Regions from separate parts of the Homo sapiens genome. Here region 1 is linked to region 2. The links are chromatin contacts, found by Hi-C or POLR2A ChIA-PET in ENCODE. All regions are on one chromosome and are shown on one strand. The core of a region is the stretch at or near the end of the contact, and the rest is flanking DNA. Distances in the headings are between cores, read along the strand shown.

Evidence for each region. A loop is a pair of places that touch in the nucleus more often than their neighbours do. ChIA-PET counts read pairs that join two places held with the same protein, here RNA polymerase II (POLR2A). Pooled maps may share reads with other maps.
Region 1: a map of CD8-positive, alpha-beta T cell shows a loop between it and region 2 (23-fold over the local background). The contact joins two enhancer-like sites. A Hi-C loop is called at or near these places in 4 of 168 maps with a recorded cell type or tissue (CD8-positive, alpha-beta T cell, HCT116, K562 and 1 more), 13 of 37 single-sample maps with no recorded cell type and 10 of 50 pooled maps. POLR2A ChIA-PET finds 5 or more read pairs at or near these places in 1 of 52 experiments (H1).

The regions. Positions count from the first base shown.
Region 1 is chr9:121,154,701-121,157,884 of GRCh38, reverse strand. It overlaps CNTRL (centriolin), which reads right to left. Exons shown (of 44, transcript NM_007018.6): 27 at 2,972-3,164; 28 at 285-415; 29 at 5-145. Among named protein-coding and RNA genes, the nearest start is that of RAB14, 46 kb to the left of the region's middle. Within about 2 kb of position 1,269, at least 7 of the 41 ENCODE cell types and tissues checked have a DNase peak (open chromatin) inside an H3K27ac peak, as active enhancers do.
Region 2 is chr9:120,754,510-120,757,637 of GRCh38, reverse strand. FBXW2 (F-box and WD repeat domain containing 2) reads left to right here. Exons shown (of 8, transcript NM_012164.4): 8 at 1-664. Among named protein-coding and RNA genes, the nearest start is that of FBXW2, 37 kb to the left of the region's middle. Within about 2 kb of position 1,662, at least 4 of the 41 ENCODE cell types and tissues checked have a DNase peak (open chromatin) inside an H3K27ac peak, as active enhancers do.

The DNA of each region.
Region 1 (3,184 bases), core at 20-2,519, 400 kb before region 2:
TTACTCTTCTGTCAGTTTTTCCTTCTTCTTGCTTAAACATTGGAAGTCTGAGTCTTTTGCTGCTACAATTTTGTTTATTTCTTTCAAGATTTCTTCTTGCTTGATTTTGTGCTGCTCCAAATCCTTTGCATCAGCCTGGAGCGATCTAAAGCACATTGCTTTATTCCCCCCAGGTCCTGTAGACTTACCATGCATTATTTATCATAAACCAATTATTATCCCCTTAGAAGCAAACTTTTCATTCATCTCAATGTATACATCAACGGCTTAGGGAATCCACCTACCTTAGCTGCTGATCAGCTTTGACGAGGTTAACAGCAGTTTCCTGAGCTCTCCTTTCTAATTCCTCAGCATCTGACTCAGTTTGCAATAAACTTCTCTTGGCATCAGTGAACTTTTCAACAGCATTTTTTGTCTAGAAAAGAAACTGTCATTAAAAGCCATTCAGTTACAATACTCACTCACAGCTACTGGCCATGTAAACCAGTACAGCTCTTTTGGAAAACAAGATGGTACAGAAAGACATAAAAATGTCCATTCACTGTAACTCTAATTCTCGGTAAATAATTCAGAAGCAAAGAACTACTATATAAAAATGCTCAATGTATAATAATATAAGACCTGACAAATAATAATAGGCTAAGTGATAATGCATTAACAAAGTGGAATACTGTGTAGCCTTTCAAATGATCAGATGACAATGTAGCAACACGGAAGAATGTTAATATTATGTTGGCTGAGAAAAATAAATTTAAAATGGTATAAGCACTGTGAGAGCAACTGTGTAAAACTACATGTGTCAACAAAGACAGAAAGACTATATAAAAATAAATACAGTCATTTGAAAGTAGTGGAACTAAAGATGCTTTTTATTTCAAAATAATCTGTAATACTATTATATCATTTTAAATATTAAAACTATCTACCCAACTAAGTGGGAAGGAAGTGATTTTACCAAGATTTCCTCCACACAGAAATTCTTGCTGCACTCTATAGTTATTATCAAGCGAAGTAAAAATGCATTGATCTGGTGATAATGTAATTACGGCTGACAAACACAAACATTAAATACTTTGCAAATGTTTAAAATCTTCCTATATAAGATTTGGTAAAAACACATTTGTTTTAATCAACTTGGTTTCTTTTTCTGCCTAACATAAGATGCTTAAAACAATGACATCAAAAGTTCCAAAAATAAATAGAGTGTGGTTTGCACTTGGTTGAGCAGTGACTCACCTTCAGCCAAAAAAAACTGAAGTCTGCCATTGTACTAAAGCCAGAGGAGTCCGTATGTTAAATTTGCCTATTAAATATCTGTGTGGATGCAAAAGGGTTGGCAAGCTCCCAGAGAGCTACATATTTTACCATACGTCTTTCCATTTCAGATAGCTTGTTTCTGTCAGTTTCACCAGCAAAGCACTGGATAAAACTGGCTATGCATTCCAGAAAAGCCACCAAATAGTTTTTTGTCTCCTTCTATGTCAGGTTTTAACATGTCTGGCACACTCCTTCCAAAACACCACTACTTTCTCTCTCCTCCTCCTTCTTACCAAGCTGCCTCCCTGAGTCATTTTGGGAGGATGAAGGTGAAAGAACTTACCAGCCTTGGTTGACTTACTACCTCTGCCTACTACCACTGCCATCAATTTTCTTTTGATGATTTTATATATCTATACCTATATATATTAATATATAACCAAAATATACCAAAATTTATAATCAAAATATACCAGTGATATTTTGATATATTATCAAAATATCTTATTATATATTATTATACCAGTGATTTTTTTTCCTCTAGTTCTGCTCACATCTATTTTCTCTCACAGTAATCCAACATATGACAACAGAAGGAACAGCTCATCTGAAAAGGACTTTTTCCATTCTTAATTACTCACAGAATTTCTTTAATAAATAATTTAGTTCCTAGGTAATAGACTGCTTTTAATTTAAATAGATTCATGTTGAAATAGCAAAATACAAATAATAGTTCCTGAGGTGTTTCATGTGGGTAAGGAACTCTTTTCATCCTGGAATTCTCATCTAACTAAAAGAGCCCTTGGCTATGTGACTCTGGGCCAGTAATGAGCCTCTCTGAGCTACATCAGTAAACCAAGCTAACATCATCTACACAGGGCTGCCAGGAAGGTTAAATGAAACATTTACAAAATGGCCATGTGTAGCCACAGCAGTGGCTCAATAAAAGGTAACTCCTTTTTCTCCCCAACTTCCCTCTGTGTTGTGGTCTAAAGAATATTATCGGGCCAGGCGCAGTGGCTCACGCCTGTAATCCCAGAACTTTGGGAAGCTGAGGCAGGATCACAAGGTTAGGAGTTCAAAACCAGCCTGACCAACATGGTGAAACCCCGTCTCTACTCAGGAGGCTGAGGCAGGAGAATCGCTTGAACCCGGGAGGCGGAGGTTGCAGTGAGCCAAGATTGCGCCACTCCACTCCAGCCTGGGTGACAGAGCGAGACACCATCTCAAACAAAAAAAAGAAAATTATCTCTGACCAAAAAATATTTTGTATCATTATCAACCTGAAGACCAAAGTAATACTTGTGAGGTCCATTGTAGCTTAATAAGAATATAAAGATTGACCTATTTAAAAAAACACAGGTAGCAGAACCCAAATAATTAAATATAAAAGATACACACAGGATAAGGACGTGGGGTGTGCTAGGAACTAAGTAACTTCAGGAATTTTAAATACGCTGTTTTATTTAATCCATGCCGAAAAGCCTACGTATTCTTAGCCTGAATTTATAGATAAGAAAAGCAAAGCCAGGGGACTTATATGACTTGCATAAATTCTCACATCTTCTTAACTAGCAGAGTCCAGCCTGGAACCTGGCTGTCTGACTTGGACAACTGTCCTCTTATCACACACATTCTCTTTCTAATCCTTCAGGTGGACAGTAAGCTGACTCACCCACACTGAGCTCACACCCCAAACCACAAGAAGACAAACCTTTTCTTTAGTGCATGAAAGTTCACTCTCAGCCTCTGCCAGGAGTCGGTCAGCTTCCCTGAGCTCTGAGCGACGTTTCAGAAGAGTCTTCTCAATGCACTCAATTTCATCTACAATATCTTCATGATGTTTGAGTGATTTTTCTATTTCTAGTTCAGTCATAAGACTCTCAACATTTCCATCAATGAAGTCCCTAAAAAATAATATATACAC
Region 2 (3,128 bases), core at 413-2,912:
TCTAATCCTTATGCACATGTGTATGGATTTATGTACTGCAAATCATTGTTTTGTAATACATTCTCAAAAATGTGCTTTAGGTTTTTACAACTACCATAATATTTTGTAATTTTCCTTCATTACTGTAATTTGCTAAACCATTTCTGTTTTGGTAGATAATTAGGTAGTTTCCAGTTCTGCTTTTTAGAAGATACTACAGAGAACTTCTTTGTGCATATTTCCTTAGAACAAGTTCCAGTAGAAGACTTACTCGCAAAAGCAGTGGAATTTTTTCTTAGTATTTTCTGTTACAGGTACAGAAGAGTGCATACAACACACAGTTTTGTCGAATAGTTATGAAGTGAACACTTGTCTAACCACTGCCCGAGTCAAGAAAGAACATTTCTAAACATGTTTGCCAATTTAATAGATATAAAGGAAGTATCTCAAGGTTGCTTTAACTGACATTTCTTTAACACATGACAACATTTTTATGGGGGAGGGGACTAGAGAGAAAATGACATATTTTTATGTGTGCTTATTTGTATCTCTTGAATTCTGTCTGCATCTTTTACCCATTACACTTTCAAATACTTGTGAAATCATTGGTCGAGATGAATTATGGCTATAAATAAAATTTCACTAATCTAATTATCACTGATTTAGAAATAATAGTTCAACCCAAGACATGCGTTGAAGTGTTCTTTCATTACATAAAAAGGATTTGTGTCAAGTAAACCTATACACAATCTGTTTACATATTACTGGTTTATATGGTACATCACAAATTATGCAAAAAGTAGATCTAGTAAGACCCAGTACCAAAGATTAGAGCTAGTCAACAATACTATTTAAAGGAAAATATGGACAGTCATGAGTCAAAATGTTTTTTCCCCAAATTAACCATAATATATATTGAAGTTTAAAATGAGGAATTCATTTTGGAAAGCAGCCAAGCACAGATTCTAAGAACATAGTAATCCTGTGTTTTATTTTTACTCAATGCAGACTCGAGGGTGTCAGGTGTGCTTTTATATCTCCAGCTTCTAAGTTCAGAGAGGAGATTTTCTATCTGAAACTTTTTATAGGATAGCAAACATTCCTGAGTTTCTTAGTTCAGCAGGTTTAGCCATGTAAGGCAGCTCTTGGGCTAGTTGATCTTTCAGGCTTTAAGGGCACAAGGCTTAAACTCTATTTGACAGAAGAAGAGAAAAACAACACTTAGGAAGTCTGTATATTGGAAGAAATGGAGAGGTGGAAATAATAGACTAAGAGTTATTTTTTTCATTTTCCTTTTCTCCCTCACCCGACTATGTCTTGAGAACAAACCATGTCTCATTCTTCTCTGTGCTCACATCACCTAGAACTACAAAGTAAACTGGAGGAAGGATGGATGGATGGATGGATGGGTGAATGGGCCTTGGGTTGGTCTACATTGATTTTCTGTAATCCAGTGTTCACAAAATGTACTTTCCTTCCAGCATCACCTGGAAACATCAGCATCACCTGGAAGCTTGTTAGGAATGCTAATTATCAGGCCACACCCAGACCTAATGAATCAAACTTTGGGGCTGAAGACCCACAGGTGTTTGTGATGCCCACTAAGGTTGAGAACCCCCGGCTATTATCTAGCCTGTTCTGCCACCTAGTGGAAAATTTGGGAGTTGCAGCTAGTAATGAGAGCCAGATTCCGTTGCTGTAGAAGACGTTTAATTATACCAAGGACTTTCTTGCACTTAAGGTTACTGCACATTCTGAGACTGAGTTTTGTTCTTGTCGCCCAGGCTGGAGTGCAGTGGCGTGACCTCTGCCTCCCAGGTTCAAGCAATTCTGCCTCAGCCTCCTAGGTAGCTGGGATTACAGGCGCACACCACCATGCCCAGCTAATTGTTATTTTTAGTAGAGATGGGGTTTCACCATGTTGGCCAGGGTGGTCTCAAACTCCTGACCTCAGGTGATCCGCCCACCTCAGCCTCACAAAGTGCTGGGATTACAGGAGTGAGCCACCGCACCCAGCCTAAATGTGTTCTAATACTGTACTTGCCTTCTACTTTATTTCCAGTTATCATAGGGCATGTCATGCTAAGACATCAGTAGGCAGCAGAAGGAACTGTCAACAGAGTAAATAGACAATCTACAGAATGGGAGAAAATATTTGCAAACTATGTATCTGACAAAGGTCTAATATTCAGCATCTGTAAGGATCCTAAGCAAGTCTACAAGAAAAAAAAACCATTAAAAAGTGGGCAAAGGACATGAACACTTTTCAAAAGAAGACATGTGTGTGTCCAAAGAAAGCATATTTAAAAAAGCTCAATAACTGATCATTAGAGAAATGCAAATCAAAACCACAGTGAGATACCATCTCACACCAGTCAGAATAGCTATTAAAAAGTCAAAAAATAACATGGCCAGGTGCAGTGACTCAGGCCTGTAATCTCAGGACTCTAGGAGTCTGAGGCTGGTGGATTGCTTGAGCCCAGGAGTTTGACACCAGCCTGGGTAAGAGGGTGAAACCCCATCTCTACAGAAAATACAAAAATTAGCCAGACGTGGTGGCATGCGCCCATAGTCCCAGCCATTTGGGAGGCTAAGGTGGGAGAATTGCTTGAGCCAAGAAGGCATATGTTGCAGTGAGCCATGATTATGCTACTGCACTGCAGCCTGGGAGACAGAGCAGGACTCTGTCTCAAAAAAAAAAAAAAAAAAAAAAAAATTTTTTTTTGACCGGGCCTGGTGGCTTACGCCTATAATCCCAACACTTTGGGAGACAGAGGCAGGTGGATCACCTGAGGTCAGGAGTTTGACACCAGCCTGGCTAACATGGTGAAACTCCGTCTCTACTAAAAATACGAAAAAAAAATTAGCTGGGCATGGTAGCAGGTGCCTGTAATCCTCGTTACTTGGGAGGCTGAGTCAGGAGAATAGCTTGAACCTGGGAGGCAGAGGTTACAGTGAGCCGAGATCACGCCACTGCACTCTTGCCTGGGCAACACAGTGAGACTTTGTCGTATCAAAGAAAAAAAAGAATGAACTTTGGAGAGGTAGAGAAAAGGGAACACATATACACTGTTGGTGGGAGTGTAAATTAGTTCAACCATTGTGGAAAGCAGTGTGGTGATTCTTCAAAGAGCTTAAAAACCAGAACT